Regions from separate parts of the Homo sapiens genome. Here region 1 is linked to region 2. Evidence: read pairs that join two places in POLR2A ChIA-PET (ENCODE). Cell type or tissue: GM12878. All regions are shown on one strand. Each heading gives the region's core, and the rest is flanking DNA. Links, peaks and the distances in the headings are about the cores only. Region 1 overlaps BCL2 (BCL2 apoptosis regulator). Region 2 overlaps BCL2 (BCL2 apoptosis regulator).

Region 1 (8,866 bases), core at 464-8,463, 130 kb before region 2:
TATACTAAACGTGACCACTAAAAATTTAAAATTACATATGTGGTTCCCATTATATTTCTTTCTTTCTTTTTTTTTTGAGACAGAGTTTCGCTGTGTCGCCCAGGCTGGAGTGCAGTGGCGTGATCTTGGCTCACTGCAACCTCCGCCTCCAGGGTTCATGCCATTCTCCTGCCTCAGCCTCCCAAGCAGCTGGGACTACAGGCGCCCGCCACCATCCCCAGCTAAATTTTTTGTATTTTTAGTAGAGACAGGGTTTCACCGTGTTAACCAAGATGGTCTCAATCTCCTGAACTCGTGGTCCGCCCGCCTCGGCCTCCCAAAGTGCTGGGATTACAGGCGTGAGCCACCGTGCGGGGCCGGTTCCCATTATATTTCTATTGGACAGCACTGGTCTAGACTGCTAACCATTTATTGCACAATGTGGTCACCTTTTTATTCCCATAGTTGGATATTACTATATAGGAGGATAGAAAGACCTTTCCTTTTTTCTTCAATGAGCTACAGTTGTGTAGCCCTTTTTAAAGTTCATTCATATTCATGTTCTTGTGGCTCCCATTGTCAGTCTGCTGAGCTGGGCAGGGAAGGCCTCACCATACTTTTACAGGTGAGCATACTGAAGTGTAAGAGGTCACTGTTGCCAGCCTGCCCTAAGAGTTAAGCCAAGAATAAAACTTCAGTAGTTTCTGGGTGGACGTGGTGGCTCATGCCTGTAATCCCCGCACTGTGGGAGACCGAGGCTGGAGGATCACTTGAGCCCAGGTGTTCAAGACTAGCTTGAGCAACTTAGCAAAACCCTGCCTCTACAAAACACAAAACAATTAAGCCAATCATGGTGGCGTGTGCCTGTAGTTTCAGCTGCTTGGGAGGCTGAGATGGGAGGATCCCTTGAGGCTGAGATGGGAGGTTGAGGCTGCAGTGAGCCATGATTGTGCCACTCCACTCCAGCCTGGATGACAGAGTGAGACCTTGTCTCAAAAAAAAGGACTTCAGTAGTTTCTAACTCTTGCCAGGCTGGACCATTACAGCTGGGTTGGGAAGGTTGGAAATAGAACTTTCGACTTCTATTCTAGTGTCTATTAAAAATACACTAAAATTTATGCATGGAAATATTTACTTTTATTTCTGTACCAAAGATGATAGAACACAGCCCACTTAGAAGTATTTCTGTGTGCATGTGTATGTAAATACACACAAACATGCTCTGCAGCTGGCTAATAAAACACAGTAATCAAAGCCTATAGTGGATATTCAGTGTAAAGGTAAGACTTGCTGAATTTTGAGGCCCATTGGGGAAGGGCAGGGTCAGGGTGAGACAAGCATGTGGTCACAACCAGGGGGCGTTTTCTTCTGTTGGGAGTCAACTACTGTTAGGGAAAATTCCTGGCAGCGTGGAGCAAGGTTGGTGGATCCCACCTGTCAGAAAATCCTGAGACTGGGTTTAGTCCTTGAGGGATGGAAGGACAAGGCAGGTACCCTGGACCAAAGAGGCAAGGGATCCAACCCAGGTAGTCACCCAGCATTGGGGATGGCTTAGGAAAAAGGTTGGGGAGGTGCAGTTCTAAGGAAGAAGAGAGAATTGATCAAGAAGAGGAGGTGGATATGGGTGAGAGCTGTGTAGTTGTTGAGGACATTTAGGGCAACGGGCCTTGGGTTGTATTCTTCTGACCCGCCAGGCACTTGCTGTTTGGGCATGTCATATACTCTTCTGAGCTTTCATTTCTTCATCTGCAAATGGGGAAGTTGAGTTACAGGGTCCCTCACTAACATTTTGTGATTCTATGAGTTTCGAAGGCCAGAGAATCAGCAAGAATTGTATTAATAAGCTATCAATGATGGTATAAAGGTTTTGCTTCTCACTGCTGCTCTTTCTGCTGTCTGATGTGCTGGGGGCACTGAGGTCTATGGCAAATGAGATCATTGGCCTGGACCATTCACTTGGCCCTTGACAGACACAAGTTGGGTCTAGGATTTCTTTGCAACTATAGCCAATACATACATATTGTAGTATAATATCTAAAAACATTTATACCTACTTGTCTTTCTTGGTTCTCTCTGTTCTCCTTGTCCCTACACTTTCTATGAATTATAATAATAATAATAATTATTACTATTATTATCTTTTTTTGAGATGGAGTCTCGCTCTGTCTCCCAGGCTGGAATGCAGTGGCACAATCTCGGCTCACTGCAACCTCTGCCTCCCAGGTTCAAGCAGTTCTCTGCCCCAGCCTCCTGAGTAGCTGGGACTATAGGCACTCGCCACCATGCCTGGCTAATTTTTTTTTTTTTTTTTGGTATTTTCAGTAGAGATGGGGGTTTCACCGTCTTGGCCAGGCTGGTCTTGACCTCGTGATCCACCCACCTTGGCCTCCCAAAGTTCTGGGATTACAGGTGTAAGCCACCGAACTCAGCCAAATTATAATTATTTCTTATCTCCTATCTTCAGAGTCTAGTGTTACACAGATAGTAATTCTCCAACATTGCTCATATGATTTAGTAAATCACTGCATGTTCTCGGTTTAGAAGGATTTTCCCTGTCTTATACCTTCTATGAATTAAAAAGCTTTTGGACCATGGATGAATGACATAAGAATTTAACTACTTTTTTTTTTCTTTTCTTTTGAGGCGGATTCTCACTCTGTCGCCCAGGCTGGAGTGCAGTGGTGTGATCTTGGCTCACTGCAACCTCAGCCTCCCGGGTTCAAGTGATTCTCCTGCCTCAGCCTCCTGAGTAGCTGGAACTACAGGTGTGTGCCACCACACCCAGCTAATTTTTTGTATTTTTAGTAGAGACAGGGTTTCACCATGTTGGTCAGGCTAGTCTTGAATTCCTGACCGCAAATGATCTACCGGCCTCGGCCTCCCAAAGTGCAGGGATTACAGGTGTGAGCCACCCTGCCCAGCCTACTTTTTCTTTTTAAAGAATTTATTTTAATTGGGTTTCGTAAATGCAGGGATACAAAAGCTATTGGATCTTGAGATAGCTTTGTATTTTGTAGAGAATCATCCCAGGAGCACATTCCCTCACTGAGGGTTCCAGCCACCTCTTCCGCCTCATTATACTTTGCTTAGCACCGAGAAGTCTGGCATCGTTTCTGTTGGAATGAAAAGATTGGCAGAGCTGCCCTGGACAACAGCACTGCAAAACACTGTGGCAGAAGGTTTGGTCTACATACCAAGGCAGCCAAAGTATTAATTGCATTCTCTGTGATCACAAAATAAGGCGCTGAATTATTCTCTTCATGTTTTAAGAATGACAGGCTTTTGCTCTGCCAGCTCCAAGCATAGTGCATCACATGGAAAGGAGATGCTAGATTTGCAAAAAAAAAAAGAGAAAAAAAGCACAGGAGTGAAGATCTCTGGTAGCCAGCTGCTTCCTAAAAAAGATTTAAAGCTGAACTGTTGCATGAGAGGTACCTATAAAAGATCAGGAGCCGGGTGAGGAAGTGTTTCCATAAATTTACATACTCTGTTAAAACATGTTCTATTTTGGAATCTTACTTTAGATTTTGAAATGGGACTTTTCACGTTGCTGGCTATACTTTGATCCCATTTTCCTTTGTTTTGGTGTATTTACTGGAGAAAACTGGTTATGATATTTCTATATGTACTTGTCTCCCCCCAGCCCCAGAACAAGCACCATATGTGAGTATTCCAGATATCCAAGGTCCTCTGGACACCCCAGTCTCTTCCACAAAGCTGCCTCCTCAGAGCCTGCTGTCCCGTCTTCTAGGAATGTACCCATTTGAAAACCCACACTCACACTACCACAACACATACACTGTTTCTTGCTGGTCGTTCCTTTAATCTCAGTGGAAGATATCTCATAGAGAACTGTTGGTGATTGCTTAACTTGGTTGGGAGGAAAATAGATCAAGCAGGTGACAACCTGCATATTGGGGATTTTCCTATGCTGAAAATTGTTATTCTGTTGCAGCACTCCACCCTCCCTTCACAGCCCCAAAAAAGAGAAGTACGAGTGCTGCTGATGTTCAGGGTTTGAATATGTTTTGGTTTAAGATGTTCAGTGGAATTAGAGAGAATTTCATCCTGGGCAGTGCAGTCAGGCTGGAGGAGTATTTTGGTTTCATATTACTAAACCTTGTTTTCCCATCCCAGCTGCTTGTGTGCTATCTTGGGGCCACTGAGAACCTGGCTGGGCTCTGCGGGGTGGGAGTGTTGTCCCGGGGCTGAGTCCAGCCAGGGGTGAGGTCGTCTTGGTGCACATCTTGCACGTTGCATGAAGCTCAGAGCCCAGCTTGGCTCTTGTGAACTTCCCCTGTGGGGACACACCCTCCAACCAAAGTGAGGGTCCAGCGGCCACCAGGTTGTGACATGAGAGCCGTCGCTATTATTACTCATCACCTGCAGCAGCAGGAAGGGTGCCCAGACCACAGAAATCTTCTGTCTCTGGGCCCGTGCCTACTGCAGTTGGCAGAGAGCTCCTGAGCTCCTTCCCTAATGCGTGGTGGGAGAGCGCTTTCTTCAGCACTTTCTTCACAGGGTTTCCTGCAGTGGGAGTCTTCCTGATGCTCTTTACCCCCATACTTATTTCACTCCCAGAATCAAGGAGAACTGTTAAGCCATTCCTCAGTACGATGTGTCATGGCTGAAGAACCATTCATTCAAGACATTGGTGAAGAGGGTTCTTTCATTGCCTTTCTTCAACGACGGTTTATTTGCTGTCCATTTGCTGAGCACCTGGGTGGTGCCAACATGAACCCATTTCCTTCTGTGCGCAAGCCCCCCCTTTCTATTACCAGAGTGCAGATCCCAGCTAGCATGGTACGTGTGAGTGCGCTGTATAAAGTCTGGAACCACAATTAGAAAGGAAAGCCTTTCTAAAGGTATTTTGTCTTGATATTCATTAACCTATTAGATTGCCATTCTTTCATATCTAAGATGATCATAACATGTCTCATCCAAGCTGAGACACTTGTTATTAATCATTATTCTGGGACAATAGGGTAGGCCAGGATGGTCCCAGGCAAGCTGATGTCTAGAGTAATAACCCTGCACATATGAATCTTTTGAAGGATTGGGCATGATTTTTTTTTTTTTTTTTTTTTGCACTGGGGTTGGCTGGGGCTAGGAGTTTGTGATGAATCCTTCCAGTATTTTTCTGAAAACCAGTGAACTATTTTGTAGGTTTCTGTGTCGTTAGAAACATGCAAACCTATCCACTAAAACCACTCCAGTTGATCTATTAAGTCATTCGTTAGGTCTTACCTGGACTCTCTTCACTGTCACTATCATGATCTGTCCACATCACTGGCCCTTTCTCCTATCACCTAGCTCTCCTGTGAGCCCAGCACTGATATAAAGTGGTTTCTAGTCTTCTTGGACTCTCAATTTAACTTGCTTCCCATGGGAATCTTCTAACTGTTTCCCCAAACCACCTTGTAGACATTCATTTCTTTGTTTAGGATTCTAAGAATAGGAAAGAGAGACATAAGCTAGATTCCATTCCTGTTTCAGTAAGATTATCTTTCCAACACAAGAAAGGAATACATCTAAAAAATTCTTTCAGCATTTTTTCCCGCTTTATTGAGAAAAAAAAAAAAAGAAATACTCATGAGTACTCCAGGGCCTCGGTTGATAGTGTGACAAAAATAGTTCCAACTAAACTAAGTAACTCAAGGCTATTTGCTTTATCTTTGTACTCTTTCATGTGTTCCCGAGTCTTTTACAGATTGGGATGGTACACTTTGGTTTAAATTGCAAACTCTTGTATTTAACTTCCTCTGAATGATTCAGGACGGGGCTGTGGACCTGTTGACACTTGATGAGTATTGGTTTCTAGTGCAAATGATGACCTGTTGAAGGGCATCAGGCATATCTGAAGGTAGCTGTCCAACTAGGTCACGTTCCCATCAACACTGTATTGTGAATCTTTGGTAAGAAGAGTGATAACTTTTTGCAAAATGTAGTTTTTAAAAATAACCGTGAACTTCAGTGTCCCCAGTCAAAATAATAATTCATTTGGGGAACAATTTAGAGATTCTTTCGACAAATACAGAGAAATGGAAGCCAATCATATGCGCCTCAAGCATTTGATATTGGAAGAAAATCAGCATCTACTAAGTAACTCTTGTGAAAACCTTATCCATTTTTTGCTTTTTTGCACTTTTCAATCTGCAGCATAAATTAGGCCACAGGAAAAGGATGGCGTACCTTCAAAGAGCCAGTTGGGTTGGCTGTGTTCTTTCTATTCGTGGAAAACAGCTGTGGGTGCCGGGTGTTGAAGTCAGGCTTTTGTTCCATGCTAAGGTAGGAAGGTTTGTTCTTGAGACCTATCACTCTTCTGTGGAGGAGGAGTTCACAGATGGTGAGCCGCTTTATCACCATCTCGGAGGCTTTTGAAATATGTTGATAATGACCTGGGAAAGAGGGCCGAGTGGGATGAGGGTGGGAGTAGGAAAGAAACATTCGGCCCACACAGTGTTCATATCTTCTCTTGTTTTTGTATCTGTGGCAACTGCAGATTAAATGAATTAGGTTATTCTTTTCCATTGCCTTCTACCAAATAGAAGTACTTATTTAAGCCTTGCAGATTTTTTTCCTGCTGAGTGAAGCCTGAACTGAGCCCATGAAAGGTGATCTCTCCAAAGCAAGGGCTCCTGTTTCCTTCCTTCCATCCTGCTATCTCATTCAAGTGAAATTCCTGCCATGGCATTTATCCTGAGCTTTGTCACACAGGATTACTGTGATGGTCCTTACTATGAATGGAGTGTTAAGGTGTTTTCTTTAGCTCGAGATAAAAACCAGTTTTAGGAATGAATTCTCTTTTGCTGTGAAAAACATGTTCTAAGGGAACAAACCTCGCCTCATTTCCATTTTTACATTGAGCAAATGGTTGGGAAGTTCCTTTAATACTGTCTGTCTTGACTCATTGTCTCACTTTTTTTTTCCTGATTCTCTTGTGCGGGACCTTTTTCATCCCCACAGCTTCCGTATCGTCTGTATGCAGCTGATTCTCAAATGGGTATTTCTGCAAATTCCAGTTCTGCTTATATACTATTTCCTGATGACCCTTTCTATCTGGACTTCCTGTTGGCAGTTCAAATTAAACACATAATCAAAATATTTAATCCAAGACTAAACTCATCGTCATCCCTCCAAAACCTTCCTTGGACTCAACAGTTTCTCTTCCTGCTCTCATCACTATTCCGATCACCCAGGCTCAAAACCTAGGGTGCATTCTTCCAGCTTCTGCTCAGGTTTTTGAGCCCAGCATCCTTCACTGCCCTCCATTCCTCCCTCACTGGTCTTGCTGCCACCACCTTCTTAACTCTTCCCTAGGGGAATTCATTCACCTGCTCCAGTTTCTCCGCACTCCAGTTTATCTTATACTTTGTGATGATTTAATTAAAATTCTTCCCTGATTGTTTTTCTTCTTGAGGTGGAGTCTCGCTCTGTCACCCAGCTGGAGTACAGTGGGACCATCTTGGCTCACTGCAACCTCCGCCTCCCAGGCTCAAGTGATTCTCCTGCCTCAGCCTTTCAAGTAGCTAGGATTACAGGCATGCACCACCATGCCTGGCTAATTTTTGTATTTTTAGTAGAGGCGGGGTTTCACCATGTTGGCCAGGCTGGTCTTGAACTCCTGACCTCAAGTGATCCACCTGCCTTGGCCTCCTCGAGGGCTGGGGTTATAGGCATGAGCCACCCTTTTTTTTATTTTAAGGCTCCTCTTTTCCTAGGTAAGTCTTCATTTTCCTTTATCCAGCTGTTCAAATTCCTCTCTCCATCTTTCACTGCAACCTATGTGACATTTTCTTCATCATTCCCTGCTACTCCTTAGCAAGATTGCTATGCTCTGAACCCGCCCTGCCTTCTCTGTTCTGGGGATCTTTTTCCTGCTGTTTTTACATCCCAGAGTATTCTGTTCCCATCAGAATTCTCCATCCCTTAAGGCCCAGATCTGATCTCACCTTCAGGATGACAGTATCCCTGTTGGGAGTGACCCCGCTGATTTCTAAATCTTTACCACCTTTTCAGCCTTTTTCTTTTTTTTTGTGCCATTTTTCCAGGCCTTGTCACATGCTCTTTGATATTACTTTGATATACAAATGTTTGCTATACTTTTCCTTCTTCCTCTTCCAGGTTATAAACATGTTGAGGCCCGGGGCTGTTTTCTAAGTTGTTATTTTAGGCTTGTGTATATCCACCACCATGCCTTAAAAAAAGGCCTCACATTAGTAAGAGCTCAGTAACATTTGCTGAATGGATGAATGAAGTATGGTGGCTTTGCTATCTCTTACTTTACTTGTTCACTTCTCTCCTAGCTTCATTCATTCATTCATTCAACAATTACATATTGAGAGCCTATTATGTGCCAGGCACTGTGCTACGCATGTAGGTTTATCAGCAAGCAAAACAAGATCCCTGCCTAAATGTGCCAGCATTCTAGATTCTTCCTTAGACTCACCATCTTTGCATTCACTTTACTCAGCTCTTAAAGAAACAGTAGACAGTTATTGTAAATACTATTAGCTTTATATTTATGTTGTTCTTCTGTGATTAAACTTTGCTGCCAAGAACATTATGCTTTCTTGGTAGTTTGCAACTTGAGTTTCTGATTCTTAAAATTGGTTGCATATCCCAATGGCTGTGATGGTGTTGAAAACTCTACTTCTTTTCTCCCCTTGACTGCTGAACCAAATCATTTTCCAAGTTGCTCTGAAATATGGACAAAAGACTCCTTGATTTCAGCCCTATGTGCAGCATGGAAACTTTCACTAGGCTGTGCCTACTGACTAATAGCAAGTCAATGCCCATCTTCCCTTGGTTGCTTGCTAAATATTCTAAAACGAAAACAAAACAGCAGTGAATTATAGCCTAGCATCAGTAAGAATGGAAAACAACT
Region 2 (8,866 bases), core at 674-8,673:
GGCACAGCTTTAAAGCGATCCAGCAAACGAACTCTGCCCATTTGGGGCATGTGATTTTTGACAATGACTGTCTGGCTCAATTAGACCCAACCTGGGAGTGAACTCTGTTTTCAACATTGTCATATAGCTTGTTTGTTATTCGGACATCCCCTCGGGCTTAGATTCCACCCCCCTCCCCTGCAAGCCTTCTCTAGATCCTAAGGTCCTTGAGGACAGAGTCTTGCTCAATCTCTTTTTGTCTCCCGCCAGTGTCTGGGCCCTTTGCATCCCTTTGTAAATGTTTGTTGCACAGGTGACTGTAAAACACCTAGGCCCGAGGCCTTCACCCCCAAGGAGTCAGTTTCTCCACGGCTCCTTTTCCGGTTGTGTAGCCATTTAGCCTGAGAGAGGTTTGGGATAGGAGAGGTCTCTCCAGGATTCCTGATGAGTGTGGATGAGCCTGCTGAGCAGGGTATGGAAGCAGAAGCAGCCATTGGCCAGGGATGTGGTTGGAGGGATAAACACAGAAGATGCCTGCGGCTCCCCAAGCCAGGGAGGTCTGCAGCTAGGGGCCTGGAAGATGGAGACAAGGCAGTCAGAGAACAATGAAGACAGAGCCAGAGCCATGAAAAGTGACAGCAGCAAACCCAGAGAGAGGGACAGAGACCAACAGAGTCACACCCAATGAGGTTCATCCAAACCAAGACACTTCCCTCCATGGTTGTCAGCCCTGAGCTCCTGTTTCCTCCCTTGGGTTGTAAATTCCTCCTGAGCAGTGGTTGTGTTTATTCATCTTGGTATCCTTAGAGCCTTGCAGGGCACCACATGGGGGCTGGCACATGGTAGGCGCCCAATAATAATTTTGAACCTGAATTGAATTAATAAAAATATTCTTCTATTTTTATTTATTTATTTATTTATTATTATACTTTAAGTTTTAGGGTACATGTGCACAATGTGCAGGTTAGTTACATATGTATACATGTGCCATGCTGGTGCGCTGCACCAACTAACTCGTCATCTAGCATTCACATTTTCTTAATCCAGTCTATCATTGTTGGACATTTGGGTTGGTTCCAAGTCTTTGCTATTGTGAAAAATATTCTTCTATTAATTGACTTGAGGATTTCACAGTCTCTCTTGAAAATCTATCTACAGGGCTACCAAGGTTTCCATTACCTTGAACGCTGACGTTCACGCCTTAAATCTAACTGTGCTTTCTTGCCATGGCTTAAGTTCATTTCTCCTCCAGTGGTTTCAAATGCATGGAATGATTTTTCAGCCATTCAGGAAGAAGGAATGCTGTGTATAAAGCCTGGATTCAATAAAGCCAGATTTTTGAAAAACAGCTCTTTAGCATCTTCTACTACAGACACTGGTCTGGGCAGGGCTTTTTATTTTATTGAATCCAGCTGAAGAGCTTGACTACATTAATAATGGGCTTCATTTCCAACCACTGCCTCCCAGTCTTTCCCCCTAAAAGCCTCATGGTACTTAAGCAACTGCTAATACAGGAATAATTGTCAGTGGCATCACTTCCTGCCGTGATTTGACCACCAGGATGAGGTTTTCTTCTTGTACCTAATCTGGAGTTCTCAGGCATACCATGTCTGGGGCTGCCAGATCATATTTAAAATTTGTAAGCAAATCTAATGGCAGCTGTGATTTGAGTTGTATTGAGTTTATGTTGAGAAAGTAGGATTTGGGAAGATTCTCTTGGGTATGTAGTAATATTTTTCTGGAGCAAGCCTACCTAAAGATTGCCCAGAGGTTCAAATCTCTTATTTCTACAGAGCATGGAAGGGTGGTACCATATCACAGGGTCCTGAGGGCGGACTGGAAGATTTTACTCCATTCATTTCAAAGAAAACTCTATTTGTTCAGCTCCCATACCACCACCATACTTCTTTCTGAAGCTTCCCTGGAAGATGACATCTCACCATCAGTTTTCTTTACACTGGACTTGACTCATGATGGATTTAGTACACATAACTGTAACATGGTATCCATACAGAAGATAAGCTCCTCTTTGCTTCAATGAAAAAGGCCATATAAAAGCACACACCTATTAACAGGAATATAGCACAGCCACTAAGAGCACAGACTCTGAAGAGTCTGATTGCCAGATTGCCAGAGTTTGAGTCTAGCTTAGCCACTATGTGACTTTGGACAACTTCCCTCCAATACTTTGATCTCCTCATGTGTGAAGTGGGGAATATAATAGTGCCTACTTTTTAAAGTCACTATGAAGTTTAAGATGAATGGATATTTGTTAAGTGCTTAGATCAGTGCTTGTACACAGTGCTATATAAATGACTATTGTTGTGTGTTTTTTTTCATTTTACTGAATATCCAATACATTATTCCTCTCCACATAACTTCCTACTAGGATAAAAAGTAAAGTTTCTCTTTCAGGCAACATGCAATCAAATTTAACAGCTGGCCAAAAGTTTAGTAAGACCTTGCTTATTACACCTTTTTGGCAATATTAAAATAATATTTGTTTCAATCTAAAGGTTGCTTCATCTGCTGTTATAGGGCTAGGCACTGTGGGGCCAATAGGAGTGAAATATGTGATACCCCTCCCAAAAGAACTTGCAATCAAACAATATTGGAAAATATAAGAAGTGATATATTAGGTAGCAAAACAAAACTGAAGAGCAGATGTGATGAACTATTGGAGAAGTTTAGGAGATGTAGACATTAGTGACAGCTTGAATGGTCAGGTGAGGAAGGTAAGGAGATTTTCAGGTGGGATGAGCTGAGCTGGAAGAATGGGTTAAGATTTGGGTGATGAAGGTAAGAGTGCTCCCAGAAGGTAAAGATACAGACAGTGGTAAGGAAGGGTGGCCAGCCATGGTGACTCACACCTGTAATCCCAGCACTTTGGGAGGCCGAGGTGGACCAATGACTTGAACCGAGGAGTTCAAGACCAACCTTGGCAACATAGCCAGACCCCATCTCTACAAAAACTAGCCAGACATAGTGGCACATGCCTATAGTCCCAGCTACTCAGGAGGTTGAGGCAAGAGGATCACTTGATCCTGGGAATTCAAGGCTGCAGTGAGCTATAATTGCGACTGCACTCCAGCCTGAGTGACAGAGCAAAAGTTTCTCAATTTAAAGGAAGGAAGGAGGGAAGGAAGGAGGGATGGAAAGAAGGAAGGAAGGAGGGAAGGAAAGAAGGAAGGAGGGCAGAGTTTGGGGGTTTGGGAGGGTGAAGGCATGGAAATGAAGGCTCTGGTGTCTTCCTTGGAGGAGCAGTGAGGATGCTGCCCTAGTGGTAGCCAAGGATTAATTGTGCCAAGAGCATAGATGGTGCTAGAAAATCAGGCGACAGTAGCTGGATTATGAAGGTCTTCACAAAGCAGGCAAATGAGTTCAGATTTGGTTTAATAGAAAATAGGAAGTGAGAAAGAGGTAAGAAACACGATCTAGAATGCTGGCCAGCTGTGTCACCCGCGTGCCTGCCTGCACCAGTAGTGTCCCCGAGCTGGGCCTGACACCATTCTTTGGTGATGGTGGAATAAAGGCAAGTTGAAGAAATAAAAACATGTTCATATATGTGAGTTCCCAAGACAAACCACAGCAGATCCCAGGAATGTGTTTCTGATTGAGCAATGAAGACGTGTTGGTGGGGTTTTGGTTGGGGTGGGTGTGGGTGTCATCTCTGTTTCATGAGGTCTAAATTTCTACTGGCTCAGAAAAAGAACTTTGAGCAGTTTTTTGTTTATATGGGTCATCATCGTCTTCAATTTTTGTGGAGTTTTCTCAGAGCTTCTTGATGGTCTGCTAATACTAAAATAAATATATTAGGCCTTTTGCCTGTCTCTTCTTTTCTGTCACTGGGTGATGGCCTTTGTTTCCTCTAATGGACACATTCCAGATTTGAGTGCGGAGCGGGCAGTCCCTGGCTGCTCATGTCTGACATCGTTCCCTCCCTGTGTAGCAAAGGGAAATCAACAGCACGTGGGAGGGGGAATCTGTGTTCTAAGAACTGCTTTGGTTTACACATCTATAGATAACACTCAACCAGCACTGCAGGTCACATGGACCGGCTGGTGAGGCTGAGGATGAGTCACTTTTAAATTACTCATAGAGAAAGAAATATGTTTCTGAAAGCCAGAGTGGTTGGCTTACACATGGAGGTAAGAGAGAAAGCAGGCAGCTTCATAAAGCACTCAGACCTCCTGTGACAGCTGACGTGGTGTGTAGTGCGTCAGGTGGGAAGACGGGGCCCTGCGTCCTCAGCAATGTATTTGGAGGTGAGGCTTTTTGTTGATGGGAACCCCTGTGCTGGGACTTGGGGGTATTTAGGATACATTTCCATCTAGCTAGACTTTCTCTTACAGTCCCACTTTGTAAATGGCCCTAGGACCCTTGATTAACTTTCAGTAACACAGTCTAGTGGTGAACACCAAGCCATCTGAGGCTGAAATATGGAGAAGTATGTCAGTCCAACAGAAGGTCAGATGGGGAGGGGCGAGGGAGCTTTCAGAAAGTCTTGGAGTACAAGGGCCTCAGCTGAGCCTCGAAGGTCTTCATTCGTTGCAAAGAAGAAGGAATTCTGTCCCAAGCGAGATGGAAAGATCATCTGAGCAAAAAGAAAGCATCAGTGACAGAGGCTGCAACTTCATTTCACTGGCTGAGTCTAAATTTTTTTCACAGGAAAAAATATACAGAAGACAAGAGAACAATCACCAAGGAAGCCCAAGGCACTGCTTACTAAATTGGTCCAAGGGGGGGATTTCACCAAATGCAAATGAACAAAGAACAATACATGTGACTCAAAATATCCGTTATGCTCTTAATACTTACGAGAGGGTGTGAGGCAGGGAGGTGACCTTTTCAAGGGTTGAAAGCTGTCAACTTTTCAACCACATTGTTTTCATTGCTGGGAGATTGAAGACAGGATCACCTCAGGGTACCATTTTGGAAAAGTGATTTAAAAAAAATTAAAAACTCCTTCCTGCATAATGTTTTGGGACATTTTGAATTGTTTTTGCCGTGAAGACATAGAATTCAGGTGTCCAGGAAATACTGCAACCTTTTATGAGAAATGAATACCCAGAAGTCTAGAGCTGCCTGGCACTCACTCTGGCAGGTCTTCCACCTCTGGTCCCTCTCCAGCAGAAGGGCTAGTGAGCAGTTTAGGACCCCTGGAGCAGGGGTACCCTTACCCCCACCCCAAAGGAAGCGATGTGGCTTTTTTCTCGCAGCCCCGCCCCCATCCCTTTGACAGGTCACTAGAACAACAGAGTGCCCAAGTGGAGACAGGGAGGAATGTGATGGTTGGAGGGACCTAAAAATAACCATTTTTCCCTCATCCTGAATGTGCTACCCTGGGCCAGACATTCCCTGAAGGGCTCCTCTGAAATCTGGGAAACAGGAAATGCTAAGAAAATCTCTAATTTGCCTGGTCATGTGAACTCCTCTCGGTGTTGAAACAGAATTTTGGAAGAGGGGACTCTGCACTGTGGTTGAGCCCTCCTAATCAGAGAACATTTGCCCCTATGAGAATATGGTGGATGTGACTATTCAGCCTCAACTTCCCTCTTTCTAAACATGTAAACTCTGATGCCTAAAGAACAAAACCAGAAAAGAAACCCACTCGGTCTTAGTTGCGTATCTGAGTGCCGACAGGGCGGCTGAGAGGGGCCCACGTGCCTGTCGCTAAAAAGCCCCTTTGGCATTTCATAACAGGACCCAATCCCGCAGACTTGTCTGTGCAGGCTCACGCACCATCTTCAAAACCTTTACTACCTGTATTTGTAGTAGATGATTAATGATTAGGCTTTCTTCCCACACATTTGGCTTTGATAATCTCCACTCAAAAATATTCAGATGCAAATAATTTAAAAACAAAGTGGCTCCAAGGGCTCTTTCTGGGAGGATGGAAATGCTGCATATCTTGATAGGGGAGTGAGTTAAAGGGATGTATGCCTTTGTCAATATTCATAAAACTGTACACATGATATATTCATTTTGTTGTATGTAAATGATACTGAGAATGAAAACTCTTAAGATAATAAAGTGGGTTGAGTTTGGAAACCAGAAAAAGTGGACACGATGTAAATGACCCCGCTGAAAACGATTCGAGTTGGCCAGCAGAAACTAAGAAATGCGTACGCGTGGGCAGTCCCCACTGTGCGGGGAAATCTTTGCAAGGTGAGCAGATTCAGCTCAGCTCATAGAAACTCCAGCTGATTCTGCACATTCATCTGTGTTTTTGTAGGTGTTTTTGGTGTCTTTGTGTCCATTTCTGTTTGGCTCATTTCCCTACTCAATTGGATTTTGACTTCTATTTCCTGAATACAACACCCCCGCAATACCTAATATCCCAGGCCTGTGAAAAGTGAATGCCTAATAAATGTCCACTCACTCACTGAGATGGACTGCTTCTCCTGTCTCTGTTACATTCTATCAAAATTAGCCAGTGCATTTGGCCCTAAATGCATTTGTAAAAATGGAAAGTAAAAGGAGAAACATTCATACTTGTACTAGTTTTGAGAAAATTCCCAGTTATCTCTGCTTCTAAAAGAAATCCGTTTCAGAACTTTTACTTGGGAAAAATTGCTTTTGCCTAACAGGAAAAATAAAACATAGACTCCAGACGCAGTGATGTTCGTGTGAAATTAAGAAAACAGAGTTAATGTTGATGTCTTAGTGGAGGCGAAGGTACGCTTCCTTTCTCTCTTTTTCCCCCTTTTCAAGGCAAATCAGAAGACCGGGTGTGGAAATTCCTGCAGGTTTGCTCTGTGTCGGTTTGCACGTTTGTAGATGGAGTTTCATGCTTTTTCTCACTAGTCAGTCTTTTTGTCATCATCTCATCTTGAAACTAGAGAGGAAGGGAATGGAAGGGCAAATTGCTAATATCAGAGACCTCTGGAAATTCCCCTTTTATGGTACATGAGTATTTAAGAACAGTTCTCTTTCAGTTGTGTTTTTGTGATTTTGGTGACACTCAGTGGGCCCAGCCCTGCCTCTAGTCAGACTCCAGTGTCCTTCAGCAGCTCTCTAGGGCATGGGCTGGAGGCAGTGGGATGGGGGGTTAACGTGAATTGCACTGCTTTGGAAAAACAGCCCAAGAGAGATCCTTTTTTTAAAGTAGATAACCTGAGCATAAATCTATACTCACATGATTTTTAAAAATTAACTTATCTAGCATCTTTTATAAACTGATAAATCTCTCATGAATTAATGACTCACCAGTGCCTAAATGGTGGGCAGACAGGCGGCGCTATAAATTTCTCTTGGCATTTTGTGTGTCATTATATATGATAAGTTCCAGTAATGGCCTGGCTTCATTGAAGGTTATTTTAAAGGAAGAAGCTTTTTATCCCACATGGTTTCAGGCAATACCTTATTGAAGATGACTTAGACCTTGGATTCTGGGGTTGGAACAGGCTTGTGTCCACTGCCTAAACAGGGCCAGCACAGCTTCGTGGGGGGCCTCTGGAGGAAGGGGCCCCAGGAAGGAGTCAGGTCTTTCTGCTCACTGGCTGTCAGGCTGCCTGGGGGTCTCGGAGGGTCCAGAGCAACTGATGGCTGGTGTGGAGGAGAGCGTGTGACAGCCAGTCCCAAGGCCAGGCTATGAGAGACTATGCTAATTAGTGAAGTCCCTGGTAGGGCCAGGTCACTCGGCCACCAGGTAAAAAGTACCAGGTTATTTCTGCCTTGGCAGAAGGAGAAGGTGCATGAATATTACTCATTAATACGCCTCAAGGAACCACTAGGTTAGACAACAAAATACCTTCTGCATCCACTCCCCTATTACTTCCTCACTCCCCAAACATCCTTTCAGTCTGCTCCTCCAGCTTGAGAAACCAGGAGGGTCTTCCTACCGAGTGGTGCCTCCCGAGCCTCTGGGGTACAGCTTGTGACCCTCCTCAATCAAATGAATCCCAGGGTTCCAGGCCAGGTGAGTATAGATGGACTTGGAGCTTTTCTTATGAAATGTCTTGAGCTGAGTTTCTTTTTCCTGCTACGCCGAACTCTGTATATGTTTGTTTTTGTTCTAATTTTGGCTTCAGAAAAAAAAAAGAAGAAAAGAAAAGAAAAAGAATGTTTGGGTACAGTGTAAAAGTTTTCTCAGATCCAGATTGGAAACTCCCTCATCACTCTGAAACCGGACAGGTGCTGAGCGGTATTTGTTTCTCTGTCAATAAACAGCACGTACTTGGCCTAGACATAAACTCCTGCGGGAGCAGTGGTGCACATGGGCCTATTTCAGTGTTTGGGAAGGACTGAAGGGCCCTGAATTAGGAGGAAGGTCTGCTTCTCACCCCTTCTCTTTTGATCTTCTGATAGAGACCACATAGTGTTCTCTTCATGGTATTTTGATGGCATATGGCGTATAAACACAGGTGTGACCTTTACACAGTGCACTGCGTTACAATTATAATAAGTGAGAGGAGATAAAGCCAGCTGGAGTTTAAGGTTAACGCTGAAAACAGCGAACGCTAATTTTCACTGAAAACAATGTCACAGAGCAAGGCGTAGGTGCCCCTTTTCAACTGCCGCGTGCATGGTTCTATGAACAGCCCCAGGTGAAGGGTTTCCATGAAATAAGCCACCTCCTGGGGTACAGAAATACTTAGTGATGCATCCTCTGAGGATCCCCTTTGGGACCACCCTCCTGGGCGGCATATCCCAAATCCTTGTTTGGATGGGAAGGGAGCATTAGGTAACTTCACTTGGAACAAGGTACCATGATTATGTCTGGTCCTGTTTTCCGTGCTGACAGGCAGTTCACCTCTCCGGGACTCAGTGTCCTTGATTTTAAAATAAGGGACTTTGACCATATTCCTTCAGTTTCTTGCCTTCTGGTTTTTTACACAAGAGGCTCAGCCCAGAAGCCTAACCCCAGATGCATACTTAATTCCTC

Evidence for each region. Peaks named below come from ENCODE experiments on the same cell type or tissue, not always from the same donor. Only the 100,000 strongest peaks of a DNase experiment are listed, where the experiment ranks them.
Region 1: POLR2A ChIA-PET joins it to region 2 with 12 read pairs; 7 of 35 experiments call an interaction of 5 or more read pairs at or near these places.

What each region holds. Positions count from the first base shown.
Region 1 is chr18:63,288,423-63,297,288 of GRCh38, reverse strand. All of the region lies in intron 2 of BCL2 (BCL2 apoptosis regulator), which reads left to right. Among named protein-coding and RNA genes, the nearest start is that of BCL2, 27 kb to the left of the region's middle. In GM12878, for the core only: no CTCF peak of the experiment used is centred there; no DNase peak of the experiment used is centred there; H3K4me3 peaks cover 932 bases; H3K27ac peaks cover 1,680 bases.
Region 2 is chr18:63,157,107-63,165,972 of GRCh38, reverse strand. The region is part of intron 2 of BCL2 (BCL2 apoptosis regulator); the gene reads left to right. Among named protein-coding and RNA genes, the nearest start is that of BCL2, 160 kb to the left of the region's middle. RefSeq lists enhancers at 3,743-3,792, 3,993-4,282, 4,373-4,612, 5,023-5,142, 6,858-6,957 and 3 more. In GM12878, for the core only: no CTCF peak of the experiment used is centred there; DNase peaks (open chromatin) are centred at 4,102, 4,752, 6,852, 8,102 and 4 weaker places; H3K4me3 peaks cover 4,990 bases; H3K27ac peaks cover 7,073 bases.